Regions from separate parts of the Mus musculus genome. Here region 1 is linked to region 2. Evidence: chromatin contacts called from ENCODE Hi-C or POLR2A ChIA-PET data. All regions are on one chromosome and are shown on one strand. Each heading gives the region's core, a stretch centred on a gene start or an enhancer-like site at or near the end of the contact. The rest is flanking DNA. Distances are from core to core; before and after follow the strand shown.

Region 1 (7,483 bases), core at 1,607-4,106, 80 kb before region 2:
TTGCTCGGGAATTTGTCTTGTCTCCTGCTGACACCCATGGGATACAGACCTGCCGGCTCCTATTCAATTAGCCCTCCCCGAGAACCTAGGAAGCACTGGCTGTGCAGAACACTGCACAGTGCCGCACCGACCTTTCTGTGGGTACCCCTTCTCCCTGGCATCCCGGGAAGTCGAGTTAATTATGAGAGAAGCTGCCATGTAGTCAGGGGAGGCGGCCTGGCGTCCCCCGCGGCTGAGCCACCTCGGGCCCCACTGCTCAGGCACAAGCTGAAGTTGACTGCCAAAACTGCTATAAAACCACAGGTCTGTCTAGAACTGTTTTCGGTTCTCCTAGACGCCCCCGGGTTCAATTATGGTCTTAAAAGCCCTAATGCAAGTGCAAGAATTTGTTTGCCTTCACCCAGGGGCGGGGCGAGCCCTGCAATGGTGGCGCCTTTGTTATAGCAAAGTCACTGAAACCCTTCATGCATTCCTTTTGTTCGAGGGAAGGGGTATTGAGGACTGGGTGGGCTGCTGAAGAAAGTTTGAGGTAGCAAAACCAACCCAGAGAGCTGTTCTTGTAAGGCCTTTTGCAAGCCCACCTCCCTTTTCTATCCGGATCTCCAGAAAGACAACCGTGAAGAGACAGATATGCTTGCCTCCTTGGTAACTGATAGAAATAGAAGTTTTTGCTGCAGGACCATCCTGTCGTTGTGATCCTCAGCTTTAGAAGACCTGAAGCTACCCTTTCCCAACACCCTCTCTCCCTCCTGAATCTCATGCAAACGCCGTGGCAGTCATCTATGAAGCCACAGTGAACAAATATGTCAAGCTGAAGATGCACAAATAATTTCAAGTTCAGCTCTCAGGGATTTCAAGGGGCATGAAAGTTCCTGCAGCAAATCCTGAATAAAGAGTTCATTAAACCAATGTGTCCGAGTAGCTTGATTTGTGATAAGCAGCCCTTGTAAAAGAGAGGGGGGTTGGAGCCACATAAACATTAATGCTAATAAATTAGTTTACTCCACTACACAGTAATTACTTGATATTATTGATATTTACAGTGGGCATTCATATGCAATGGTGGGTCATTATTTGGAGAAAATACATAACGAGAGTAGTTCTTTTCCAGAGCAATACATGATTAAATTTGTTATTGAGTCAGTTACAGTCAGCTCAGCAATAAATAAATAAATCGATGTTGACACTTAAATACCAAAGATCTTAGCGTTTATACTCTAAATCTCCCCAAGATATGTAAATACCTTTAACTATTTCCTGAATGAGGAAAGGGAAAAAGGTTTTCATTTTTCACTTTTGACTGTTGTGACACCCTAGCACCTTCCAAGAAGGGAGTTGTGGTGAGACCCCTGGTCTGGAGCCCCATCTCTGCTCAATTTGCCTAGCTGTCCTGCGCCCTCTTTTTTCTCTTTCATTTTCCCCTAAGTACATCTTTGGTCTTGCAGAATGGCAGTCGTTATTTTATCTTCTTAATCCCCATTTCCTCCTCGGGAGAAAGCTAAATGCAACTTAGCAGCCAAGGCCTCTTTAGAATTATCTATCTGTACAGCAAGCCTTGCCCTTTTGAGGCATCTCTGTGGCCCAAGGTGCAGGCAGGCAGGAGAGCATCTCTCTTTTCTTTGGCATTGTGCTTCTCCTGTGGGCTAAAGAACAAGAATGATGGGAGCTGTCTCAATTTCTGCCTTGAATATCCTTTGCTTTCACTCTTAGGTTTTGCAAGAAAGAAGAGACTCTTTTCTTAGCCAGGACTCCTTGGGCCAGTACTCCCTCTTTGCCACCCTCCTTTTCCCTCACAGCTCTGAAGCCCTGCAAGCAGCCTGGTGCCCCCCCCCACCCCCACCCCAAGGTGCAGCATACCCAGGAGAAGGCTCCTCAGCGCCTCTAAAACAGCCCAAGGTTCGCCTCAATTGCATGGTTTCCCGATTCGTCAGCTTCAGCAGACCAGGCAGCTTGCGGACCGGTGAGCAGAAGTGCCTCTGGCTCTGAGGAGTCACTCCGAACCCCTACAGGCAGCGAGGAGAAGGGGTTCCTTCAAGGACAGGGTGTGGGGTAAGGAAGTAAGCAGAAAGATACAGGGAAGGTGGAACCCGGGTAAGACGAAGGCCCTTCCGGACAGCGCGGATTATTGACAAACCGCGGAGGGAAGCCGCTTTGCCTGTTGGCGGTTTGGGGACGGAAGGCACTAAAGCGCTTCGGAAGTGACCGTGAATGAGAGCGTGTAATCAAGTCACCGTGCAAATCGGACAAGCCACGAGGCCGGCACATCCGTGCCGGCGAAGCCTGGCCCCAAATGGGGTCCAGCCAGGGTCTGAGGCTGGGGGGCTTCCCAGAGCAAACCTGTGGGAGGGGGGCTGCGAAGAAGGTGCTGAACGTAAGCCTTCGGATAACAGACTCCGGGACCTGAAGCTATACAATTCCGGGCTTTCACCTGGCCACCCCCAGCCCAGAGAGTATCCCTCACCCACCGGGGAGTGGGGGGAGGCGTCAGGAGTTGCGCTCTCTTGCCGCCCTCAGAGCACTCGTGGACCAGGACCATGTAGCTGAGCAAAGGAGAGCTGCCCGGGGGCGCACCCCAGCCTTTCTGCGCGCGGGGAGGCCCCCCAGCCAACATGAGTTACACCGGCGATTACGTGCTTTCGGTGAGAACACCGAGTGACGATCTGTTGCTTCCCCTGAGGTGGCTACAAAGAAAGGAAGCCGAGGAGGGAGGGGAGGGGAAAAAAGGAAAGGGAGGGGGGTTAAAAAAAAAAAAAAGCCGGGACTAGCTCGCGGCTTGTCAATTTCAACATCGGGTCACATGACCAGCACCTCCCTGCTAAGGATGGGGATAGATTTCCACGTCAGCTTACGTCTCCAAATTTCTACTTCACGGATCCGCTTCAAAGAGGCAGCTGCAGTGGAGAATCATGTTAAGCTCGGCTACTGCGGAGAGCCCAAGGTAGCCCAATGATGGATTTTGATGAGCGTGGTCCCTGCTCCTCTAACATGTATTTGCCAAGTTGTACTTACTACGTCTCGGGTCCAGATTTCTCCAGCCTCCCTTCTTTTTTGCCCCAGACCCCGTCTTCGCGCCCAATGACATACTCCTACTCCTCCAACCTGCCCCAGGTCCAACCCGTGCGCGAAGTGACCTTCAGAGAGTACGCCATTGAGCCCGCCACTAAATGGCACCCCCGCGGCAATCTGGCCCACTGCTACTCCGCGGAGGAGCTCGTGCACAGAGACTGTCTGCAGGCGCCCAGCGCGGCCGGCGTGCCTGGCGACGTGCTGGCCAAGAGCTCGGCCAACGTCTACCACCACCCCACCCCCGCCGTCTCGTCCAATTTCTATAGCACGGTGGGCAGGAACGGCGTTCTGCCACAGGCTTTCGACCAGTTTTTCGAGACGGCTTACGGCACCCCGGAAAACCTCGCTTCCTCCGACTACCCCGGGGACAAGAACGCCGAGAAGGGGCCCCAAGCAGCAGCTGCGACCTCCGCTGCGGCGGTGGCGGCGGCGGCCACGGGCGCGCCGGCAACTTCAAGTTCGGACGGCGGCGGTGGCGGCGGCTGTCAGGAGGCGGCGGCGGAGGAGAAGGAGCGACGGCGGCGACCCGAGAGCAGCAGCAGCCCCGAGTCGTCTTCCGGCCACACTGAGGACAAGGCCGGTGGCTCCGGTGCGTATAAAGGCAGCGCCCAGCGCTTTATGAAAGGGGAGTTGGGAATCTAGCGCAGCACCGCTGTTAAATTTTTATATGCTGTTTTATAAGCATATAAGGTTTATGAAGGGCCTTTAGGTTTCCCCCAACAAAACTTTGTTATAAAAGGAGGGATCACGTGGCGAGTGCTGAAATTGGCCGTGAAATACCCACCGGCCAAAGCATGCCTGCAGAAAAAAAAAAAAATACAACTCCCCTTTTTCCTTTTTTCCCTTCTCAGCTCCCAAACTCAACAGCACGATCCCCGCTAGAGACCAGCTCCAGGCTGGGGAGCCGGAGGTGGGCGCCTGTAAATTCCCCCTACAAGGGCTTCAGGAGCCTTTGATAGCGGGGTAATCCGGAGATTTTTATAAAAGCCATGTGTTGCGGCGGGACTCCAGTCCCGGCTGGGATTCAAAGGCATCGGCTGTTTAATGATGGCGCTAAGAGCGCATTTAACAGATAAAGTAGCCCACTTAGCTCAAGCAATATATTAAAAGAAACAAATTAACTTAAATTTGGCCTTTTTGTCCAAAGGAAGCCATTTTCCTCTGGTCCGGTTGCAATTACATGCTGCCTTCTGTTATTCACAATTGTTTTTAAATCAGTCAAAAGTTGTGTGTGTGTGTGTGTGTGTGTGTGTGTGTGTGTGTGTGTGTGTGTGTGTGTGTTTCTTAAAGGTGAGGGTGAACAAATGGATCCTGCCTGAGGCTTAAGGTAGCCTCTCTTTCCTCTACCCTTCCTAAACTAGCATCCCTACCCTGCTGAGGGCCCTCTGGCAGTATGCTGACGGTGTGTACTGAGTGAAGGCCTGGGTAGGGGTTTCCTCTGCCACCTCCCACCTCGAGAGAGCTGGGAGGCTGGCGGAAGAGGCAAGAACTGATCAGAAGTCAGGCTGACAAAGACCCCTCAGCCGCCCCAGATGTTAAGGAGGGCTAAATCATGGCGGCAAGCAGGAAAGCCTGGGGCCAGGATGCATGCCTTTACTGCCTCGGGAACAGGCGGCCCAGGTGCTGAAGGTGAAATGTCCTCGGGCGGCTGTTTGTTTAGTCTGGCGGGGCAAGGAGCAGCCCGCAACCCCCACTTGCCTCCGTTCAAAGCAGTTCAACCAGCGCAAACTCGCCTGTTGCTGTGAGGAGCCTTCCTTTCAGCTCAAGGGGCAGCCTGAGTCCTTTCCCTGGGGGCCTATCTAGTGAGCTGGCTTTTATCTGAAGCCGGCTCCAGACTGCAACTTGTCCCTGACCAGCAATAGAAGCCTGAAGGCAGGGGCCTGGAAAGACTTTGAAAGGGCCTGGATTGGGCCTCCAGACCCTGTGGCCAGACCTTCTCCAATGGGGGTCCTGGGAGAGGGTTGCACCCCTATCGCCCTCTCACTCTTTGCCTCTCTCCTTCCTTAGGTGGCCAACGCACCCGCAAAAAGCGCTGCCCTTATACCAAATACCAGATCCGAGAGCTGGAGCGAGAGTTCTTCTTCAGCGTCTACATCAACAAAGAGAAGCGTCTGCAACTGTCCCGCATGCTCAACCTCACCGACCGTCAAGTCAAAATCTGGTTTCAGAACAGAAGAATGAAGGAAAAAAAGATTAACAGAGACCGGTTACAGTACTACTCAGCTAATCCACTTCTCTAAGGCTCCAGCCTACTGGAATTGGGAGGGGGGCTTCATACATGTGAAATAATATGCAGATTTTGCCCTTGACAAGGTCAAGCCACATTGCGACTTGGAAAAGGGGGGTGATATAGGAGAGAGGAGAGGTTTCCTTATCAGAGATTCGTCCAATAGGAAGGGGGCCTGAAACTCTCTTGGTTCAGATCTCCGTGGTTAAGCTTCCTATTAGTAATTGAATTCTAAGGGTTGTGAATCAACAGAATGAATGGTTTGGGACCCCTGGTGGTTCACTCTTAGAGCCTGCAAAAGCTTTGAGCTGGGTGTGGTCACTGGAGATTGGGCCCCCTGCCAAACCCTAAGGAGGCCACCCGCTCAAGACCCTCTGCACAGAGCCTGCCCACCCCCAGGTCTCCCAAGTCAAGAAACTGTGTGCCCCAAGCCTAGTTCAGCTTGGGGATAGGAGCAGGAGGAAAGGGGATGACTCCTAGAGATTCAGGCTGGGGTTGCTTTCCAAAAGTAATGTGAAAGACAGTTAACCAAAAGGTGGCTGTGAAAAGGGAGAGAGAGTGGGAGGGGGGTGTCCTGGAGGAAGGAGAAACCTATCCAGATGTCATTAATATCATCCCACCACTGATCTGCACCCAAACCTGAGCTCCTAGCAGCCACCTTCTGCAGCCTACCTGGGTTTTCTACCTCCCAATGGTGGTGATGGGTCTTCCATCTCAGAGCTGACTATTCCTAGGGTAGAAGACATTGAAAACTCCAGAGGCTGTGCTGGTTCCTGGCCCCTCAATCTCTACAGGAAATGCCTGCGGAGGGCTACAGTTTGGCAAACTCTTCACCACATTAAGGAAACTTGGATTTGGTGTCTGTCAGGCAGCAGAGCAGCAGGCCTGGCCAGTGGGTCCTTGGCCTTTGGCTGTGAGGGGCTGAAGTTCCCCCCCCCCTCCCAAATCCCTCATTCCTACCCTGCACTCTGTGCTCATCAACTCAGAACTGAGCTTGGAAGCTTCTGGCAATCTTCTAAGAGCCGGAGAGTGATTTGGAGCTATTTTAAAAGATAAATATTATATTATATATATATATTTCCCCGAAGGAACCAAAGCGAATTTTAAGAAGCAATGTAGAGGGGGGGGTGGGGATAATAAAAATATTTAAAGGCTCTATCTGTTTACAGTGTTCCAAGGTTAAACTCGCTCACTGCTAAAATATTTGAATGTATGCTTCATACAGGGATGGTGTTCAAAAGACTGTAAATAAAGAAACCATAACCTACTGTGTTTCAATACTCCTTTCCCTATCCCCATTAGCTGACTTATTTGAGGGTGCTGGGGAGAGTGGTCTGGGGATGGTCTTTTAATCTCTTACAACACTGTGACATTTGGAAAGGGCTGGCATACTGAGAGCCAGACTACTAAGACCTGAGAATGTCCTCTGGGGAGCCAGGCGCTCTCCAAATGAATCTCTTCTGCCTCCCTGCCTTAAGAAATCCCTGGTGGTTCTGTCTGTAGTGAGCGCCTTTGGCCGGCCCTTACTCAACATACATTTCCTATACATTTTAACACAGAGAGAGACAATGGGGCATACCAAGAATAAAAAGGGTAGACATTTGAGTATCGAGTCCTGGTGTGACATTTCTCTCTCCCTGTTCCGCTTTTTCCTGCCAAATGTCTCCCCTCAGCTAGCATCCTTTTAGCAGTAAAAGGGGTGAGTTACCACGCCCCCGAGAGGTGATGGAATCAGGATTGAGCTGCAATTGAAGCTAAGCATAGGAAGCCTGAGGCTATACGTCCTTGTGGAAGGCAGCATATTAGGGATGGGATATGTCAGGGCCTATGGTGTGAGACCTCTCTCCAACTGACCTTAGCTCCGGAGAAGGCCTTGTGGGTAACTGCAATAGCCAATGGCCTAACCCAGGCTAATCTTGCTCACCTCAGGACTGAATAAAAACCCTCTGGGTGTACCTTGTGAGTCCTTTCAGCATGAGAGATCTGGCTCTAGGTACCAAGGCAGAGCTAGGAGTCTCTCGGGAACCTCTAAGAGTGCTTCCTCTCCAGCTTCCTCTCGGTCCCCTTGGGCAAGGAAAGATACGGACTCGGTCTTTGTTTGCTGCCTTTGAACTTCTGCCTTAAATTTGGACATCACCCATAACCTTGAGGGGCAGGGCAGAAAGGACAGAGCCTTTTGTTGCCCACCCC
Region 2 (6,781 bases), core at 739-3,238:
CACATCAGAAATGCAAAGGCTGGAAAACCAGTCTTTGAGGAACTGGAGCCTTTGGGGTTATTGAAACCGTGCAGATAACACTAGTCTTTTTATGTAAGCATTTTAAAAAACATGCACAAAATTACCTGAGAAAATAAGGGACAGCATCAAGGGGAAGAGGTGTGTGTGGGGTCTCCCCCTGAAAACCTTCCAGAGATAATCAGCATTTGAACCTATGCCTACAAACCTTCCCTTTGGCTTCCTCCTTGCCTCAGGGCAGAGATTGTACCACAGAGCCTCTCCTTCTCTTGCCAGTCAAGGCATTCATTTTGGCTTTCAAAGAAAAAATAAATTCACCTCACGCTCAGCTTCCTGGATATTAAAAAAGAAATAGTTATTAAAATATCTCCAGAATTAAAGTAATAGATTGGGGAAAGATCTGAATGCTGGAGCAGTCTCAGAAAAGGGTTTTCTTCCAGATGGCTTTTGAATTAAGGCAGCTGAGGAAGGCAAAAAGCTTTTTCACCCACGCAGCCTGACAAAGCCCAATGCTGTGGGCAGCCCTGCTTTCTAACTTTCCTCTGTCTCTCAATGCTTTCTGGTAAAAGCAAATGCCCAAAGCCACCACCCTTCCATCTGCAAAGCACCTTCCCTGAAAGCAGCCTTAGAGCCCTCTCTACGGCCAAACCCCGATCTTTAAAAAGACAAAATTTCCCTGTTTACTTGCGTTTCCTGCCCTCCTCTTTGCTGGGCCACATTTGAGCTTGGAAAAAGCTTGAAGCTGAGATGTGTTCTTAAGGGCCAGAAGCTGTCAGGGCTTTTGGTGAGCAAGATTGATCACACCCAGACTTCCTTCAGAGCTTTGTTTGGAATAAAAGCAAGAAAACTGGAAAAACCCTTACATTTTCCAAAATAGCATCTCTATCTGCAAGGTAATGCTCAGAGCTGGTCAAGGCTGGAGACCACTTTAGAGCCAAACCCCCTAACTGCTAGCTAGCCTCAGAGATGGAGTTCTGCCCTTGCTCCTTGGTCAGCCTTTCTTGTTTTCTGCATAGTATTTTCTCCCCCACCAACCTTTCTCTCCTTGGCCATCAGAATGATTTATTTTCCTGCCACTGATGCCTGCCGGCCTGGGGCATTCTGATCACTTGGTCCATTTCAAAGGAAAAAAAAAAAAAAAACCAACCCCAGAATCTCCATCCATCCTTAGGGTTTGAGGGAGAGAAGGTACCTTCATTAGATCTCTCTCTCTCTCTCTCTCTCTCTCTCTCTCTCTCTCTCTTCTGGTATGGTGATTTTTTTATTTTAAGTTCTTGCTTGGTATCTAAAGGTGTTGTCTTTTGAATCCTTCAGCCCTGTCCAGCACTCAGTCCGAAGTCCTGCCTCAGAACTGGAGGAAAGAGAATGAAAGGAGAAGTAGAAGGATATAACTCCTCCTTGAGATGCCCTCTCCTCTGCAGTGCTGTTCCCACAACATAACCAGGGTGCGATTCTCCCTGGTGCCCAAGAGCAGGATGGTGTGGGAGGCAATTCAGGCTGCCAAGAAATACTCGCTTCATCTGAACCAACCAGTCCCCAACCAGAGTGACAAGGACTCGAAGAAGAGTAGGAGGGAAAGAGGGACCAAGAAACAAGAGTCCTTTCCCTCCCTGCTGACAAGTTCCAGCACTCTTCCTGGAAGTCGGAAATACTCACCGCACCCGAGCCCTACGGGTATGAAACCCAGAGTGCCAGGAGCCGCACGAGCCTGCTCGGGACGGCATTGTTTTGGCTGGCCGCCGCCCAGGCTACGGGGATTTGGACACAAGGACCTGGGGCTGCTGTCTCTCTTGGCACATGCATCTATCTTTCTCCAGCCACTCCTGAGAAGTTGATGGCGAAGGAAGATCAGCAGGCTTCGAGAGCCGCCTCTCGTTTTCCGCTGCCCGCAGGAGTCAGATGCAAAGCTGCCGTGGAAAAGCCGGCTAACAATGGGCCAGGGGCGCAGGTCCCGGGCTGGACATTAAGAGGAGGCGAGAGGCTGGGGGGGAGGAGAAGGGGACAGGATAGAGTGGGGTGGGGGAAGGAGAGAGGAAAAAAGGAAAGGAGAAAGGAGAGGAGAGAGGGAGGGAGCGAGGAGAGAGAGGGAGAGAGAGAGGGAGAGAGAGAGAGAGAAGAATGAATATGAATCGGTTCTGAGAACTGATTTTGGAAAAAGAGGAGGAAGAGGAAAGGTGAACCCCAATATTCATTCTCTCTCTCTCTCTCTCTCTCTCTCTCTCTCTCTCTCTCTCTCTCCCTCTCTCCCTCTCTCCCTCTCTCCTCTCTCTCTCCCACTCTGCTCCTTTCTCTTGCCTTAGCAGAACTTATGTGGCTGAGATGCAGGGCCCTGGGGTGTCAAAACTTTGAAGATTAATGGATTACTTTGTTAATGACTGCAGGCGTCAGGCTGAGGTGCTTAAATGATTTGTGAGGTGCGAGGCGTCTTCCCGACAGTCCCAAACAATGCGCGGAGTGTGCGGGGGAGGCAGAGGGCAGCCACTGGCGGGACGGCAGCAGGGCTCACACGCACACACTCACACACACACTCCAGGGAGCACACTAGATCCTTGCAGATCAGGAGGCAAACAGGCACTCTCGCCCCCCACGCACTCCCGGGGCATTGCCATCCACACCCACATATATGTATTTTTGCCCTGAAAAAAAGTGTAAATAAAGCCTCGATGGCCCCCAATGAGGCGTTCCTTTCTGACTTTTTTGGATCAATCAAACAGACAGTGGCTTCTTTTGATTAAAGCCCAAATTGTCATTGGGCAGAAGCAATCATGTGACAGCCAATTCGGTCCAATTTCAACCTTGTCTCCATGAATTCAATAGTTTAATAGTAGCGCGGTCCCCATACGGCTGTAATCAGTGAATTAGAAAAAAAACACCCCAGCAGCGATCTTCTATGATAGATTTTTTTTTCCTTCGCGCTCGCCTTTTTCCTGGGCCTTGCCCCCCCAAAGCCCCTCCAAAAGAGGGAACTTTTCCTCCGAGGGGGCTCCAAGGAGAAGGCCATGAATTACGAATTTGAGCGAGAGATTGGTTTTATCAATAGCCAGCCGTCGCTCGCTGAGTGCCTGACATCTTTTCCCCCTGTCGCTGATACATTTCAAAGTTCATCAATCAAGACCTCGACGCTTTCACACTCGACACTGATTCCTCCTCCTTTTGAGCAGACCATTCCCAGCCTGAACCCGGGCAGTCACCCTCGCCACGGCGCTGGCGTTGGCGGCCGCCCCAAGTCGAGCCCCGCGGGCAGTCGCGGCAGCCCGGTGCCTGCCGGCGCCCTGCAGCCGCCTGAGTATCCCTGGATGAAGGAGAAGAAGGCGGCCAAGAAAACCGCGCTGCCGCCCGCCGCCGCCTCCACGGGCCCTGCCTGCCTCGGCCACAAAGGTCAGTCCGGAGACTTGGCCCCAGGTCTCGGGGACCCTTGTCCCCCTCCGGGCTTCCCTAGGAGCGGTTGTGGGGGAGGGGACCATGAGCTTCGAGGGAAGGGGGAGAGAGAGAGATGCCTGGTGGCGGGTCTCATGCCCCTGTGGTCTCAGGAGTGGGTTTGGTGGAGGGGAAAATAGATCCCGAGTCCCACAATGAGACATATATATTTTGAGGAGGGGGGGCACTTTCCCTAACTTGTGTAATGTAGGATGATTTATTTGAGTTGGAACTGACCTCCTCTTGTCTAGTTGTCCTAGAGTTTGGCTTTTTGACAGTAATGAAGAGTGATAGACCGCTCTTGCTCAGCTAAGCAGCTGATGCATTAATTATAAATTGTGTTGTAGCTAATATAAAGTTTGCTCCCGGATGAAGAGGTTGGGGGAAGCCACAGGCAGGAATTTGATGGAGGTGGAAGAGACTGGGCTTCCCCGGGCTGGGCTCCCAGGAAGGGCAGCACAATAGCTGCACTGCATCCAGGGGCGGCCATTTTGTTGCAGTTGATCTTTTCTGCTGTATTTATGCTCCAATGGAATAACCCTGCTCGGACCCTTCCACCTTCAACTGTATGTGTGTCTCTTGTTGGTTTCCCTTTCTGCAGAATCCCTGGAAATAGCTGATGGCAGCGGCGGGGGATCCAGGCGTCTGAGAACCGCGTACACCAACACTCAGCTTTTGGAGCTGGAAAAGGAATTTCATTTCAACAAGTACCTTTGCAGACCCCGCAGGGTGGAAATCGCCGCGCTGCTGGATTTGACCGAGAGACAAGTGAAAGTGTGGTTTCAGAACCGGAGAATGAAGCATAAGAGGCAAACCCAGTGCAAGGAGAACCAAAACAGCGAAGGGAAATTTAAAAACCTGGAGGACTCGGACAAAGTGGAGGAAGACGAGGAAGAGAAGTCACTCTTTGAGCAAGCCCTCAGTGTCTCCGGGGCCCTTCTGGAGAGGGAAGGGTACACTTTTCAGCAAAATGCGCTCTCTCAACAGCAGGCTCCCAATGGACACAATGGCGACTCCCAAACTTTCCCAGTTTCGCCTTTAACCAGCAATGAGAAAAATTTGAAACATTTTCAGCACCAGTCACCCACTGTTCCTAACTGCTTGTCAACAATGGGCCAGAACTGTGGAGCTGGCCTAAACAATGACAGTCCCGAGGCCATCGAGGTCCCCTCTTTGCAGGACTTCAATGTTTTCTCCACAGATTCCTGCCTGCAGCTTTCAGATGCACTGTCGCCCAGCTTGCCTGGCTCCCTGGACAGTCCTGTAGATATCTCAGCTGACAGCTTTGACTTTTTTACAGACACACTCACCACAATCGACCTACAGCATCTGAATTACTAAGAACATTAAAGCAAAACAAAGCTTCACAAAACAAAACGCCTTTGACCAGGTGGCTTTGCCTTCTTTTATTCTGGGAGTTGATTTTCGTTTTAGTTTCTTCTTGATCTACCCCTACTCTCTCAAATGTTGAGGACTTTCCGTTTAATGTTCTCCCCTGACACAGTTTTAAAGCCATCTCTTGCAAATTATGTTGGCGTTCTAAGTGGTTTTTACACAGAACCCAACAAGCTTCTATGTGATTTTCCTGAAAAACAAAACAGGAGGCCTGCAAGAAAGTGACCATAAATTGTCTTGTCACTTTCTGTTTATTTTTGTACCACATTAGAATGCATTGTCATGCGTATTTTTGGTAGAATAAATTCTCCTTTGCTATAAGTAGCTTTCTTATTTTTTTCTTCCCCTCTTTCTCAAGACTCATACTGATTTCTTATACTTCTTTTAGTCTAACATGGTAAATAAAAGTCTGGTCACAATTTACTTTTCAATCTTAATATATTTTATTAGGGTGGCATGTTCAAAGCCTGCAACAAACAGCAACAAAGAAGAAAACCAGAAAGTGCTAGGGCTTCTGGCAAGACTTTTTTTTTTTTTTTTTTTGGATTTTTCCCCCCTAAGGGAATGAATTTGGTTTTCAGTGTTGAGACTCAGGCCATAGAGTTACATTAGTAATAGAAATGGGCTTGGGCAGCCTGAGTTGGCCCTAGCCCAAGCTTTTGAGTGTGGAGAGGAAAAGTGCCTACAAAAACTTCCAGTTCTAGGACGAGTGGAGTGGAATGGAGTTCCCTTACCAAGCTGCTAGTTTCTAGGTCAATAACGGAGTTATCAAAAATTCATTTATTTATACACATTTGTTTCAAACATCTACGTTCCAACTCTTCCTTTCCCTCCCCCACACCCCCATTTTCAGTGTGGTTGATTAATCTCCCAGCTGTGGATGGGTTCAGGAAAAACAGACCTAAAAGACAGAGGAAAACAAAACAAAACAAAACCACGGTTACTAGCTGGGAAATGCATGCCAGGAAGGGCTCTTTCCAGCCATCCCAAGATTCTTGCCCTCACCACACACACACACACACACACACACACAATCGATATTTAATCCTTAAATCTGTTTACATTGCTAATAATAAATCATTAAAGGTTTGAAGTCAGGTTAGCAAGTGGAGATTTTAAAAGTGTTTTTGCACCCTAGATTATTAATTAACCCAGTTTATTAGACAGAGAAGGAGCACTTTAAATGAAATATCAATAAAATGTGATCTAGGGTATGTTATTGGGCTGTTCTGGTTTTTTTCCTTCTTTTGTCTCCTCCCACTATTTATTTATTTATTTATTTATTTATTTATTTCCCTTTCTGGGTTCTATTCTGGTGACTTACCGTGAGAAACTGCAGCAACATGTGCGTGGGGGGGGGCGGTGATTGATGGAAGAACCCAGTTCTTAATAGCAAAAGCTTGGGAATTACAATGAAACCTCGGACTTTATTCAGGGGTTTGCTCTCTACCTTCCCTTCACCCTCTACTCCCCTAATCCCTCAGCAGCCTCCATATGTGGGGACTGTGGTGGTTTTCAGGCCCCAGGCTCTGAGATCTGAGCAGGGTGTCCGGGCTGTGGCCAGGGCTGCGCAGTTCCTGGATGTGATTCGTCCTAAGCTCATAAATCAAACGCTTTCTATGAATGAGAATGTCATCAAAGAGATCAATTGCAGGAACACATGCACAAATAAAAATCCTCTTACGTATTTGCCGGGGATCCCCGTCCGAAAGCATTAAGTTAGAAGGCGTTTAGTCATAATTCATTTTTATTGCTCTTTTAAAACAACAGCTTGGCTGAGCCGCGGATGCCAAGAACGGCTCCGGGCCTCGGTTTGTCTCCTCCTCCCTCATTCTCTTTCCAGTAGAAGAGCCCTGAAAAGAGGCACTTGGAGCCAAGCATGCCGCTTGCAGAGGATTATTTCACTCATGGCCCAAGCTCGCCTTTCACCCACTCTCCTGGGGCTATTTAA

The links. A loop is a pair of places that touch in the nucleus more often than their neighbours do. ChIA-PET counts read pairs that join two places held with the same protein, here RNA polymerase II (POLR2A).
Region 1: a map of mouse embryonic stem cell shows a loop between it and region 2 (3-fold over the local background). The contact joins the promoter of Hoxa11 here to the promoter of Hoxaas2 in region 2. A Hi-C loop is called at or near these places in 2 of 37 maps with a recorded cell type or tissue (left cerebral cortex and mouse embryonic stem cell). POLR2A ChIA-PET finds 5 or more read pairs at or near these places in 1 of 5 experiments (Patski).

The regions. Positions count from the first base shown.
Region 1 is chr6:52,241,183-52,248,665 of GRCm38, reverse strand. Hoxa11 (homeobox A11) reads left to right here and starts at 2,856. Exons shown (of 2, transcript NM_010450.3): 1 at 2,856-3,655; 2 at 5,074-6,561. The coding sequence starts at 2,947. The coding sequence ends at 5,306. It overlaps Hoxa11os (homeobox A11, opposite strand), which reads right to left and starts at 3,423. Exons shown (of 5, transcript NR_015348.1): 1 at 2,850-3,423; 2 at 2,466-2,681; 3 at 2,135-2,351; 4 at 1,858-2,003. LOC115490410 (a long non-coding RNA gene) reads right to left here and starts at 5,431. Exons shown (of 2, transcript XR_003956437.1): 1 at 5,345-5,431; 2 at 4,153-5,224.
Region 2 is chr6:52,160,881-52,167,661 of GRCm38, reverse strand. It overlaps Hoxaas2 (Hoxa cluster antisense RNA 2), which reads right to left and starts at 1,988. Exons shown (of 3, transcript NR_131182.1): 1 at 1,675-1,988. Hoxa2 (homeobox A2) reads left to right here and starts at 2,831. Exons shown (of 2, transcript NM_010451.2): 1 at 2,831-3,396; 2 at 4,037-5,245. The coding sequence starts at 3,018. The coding sequence ends at 4,776. Hotairm1 (Hoxa transcript antisense RNA, myeloid-specific 1) reads right to left here. Exons shown (of 2, transcript NR_131181.1): 2 at 5,642-5,731.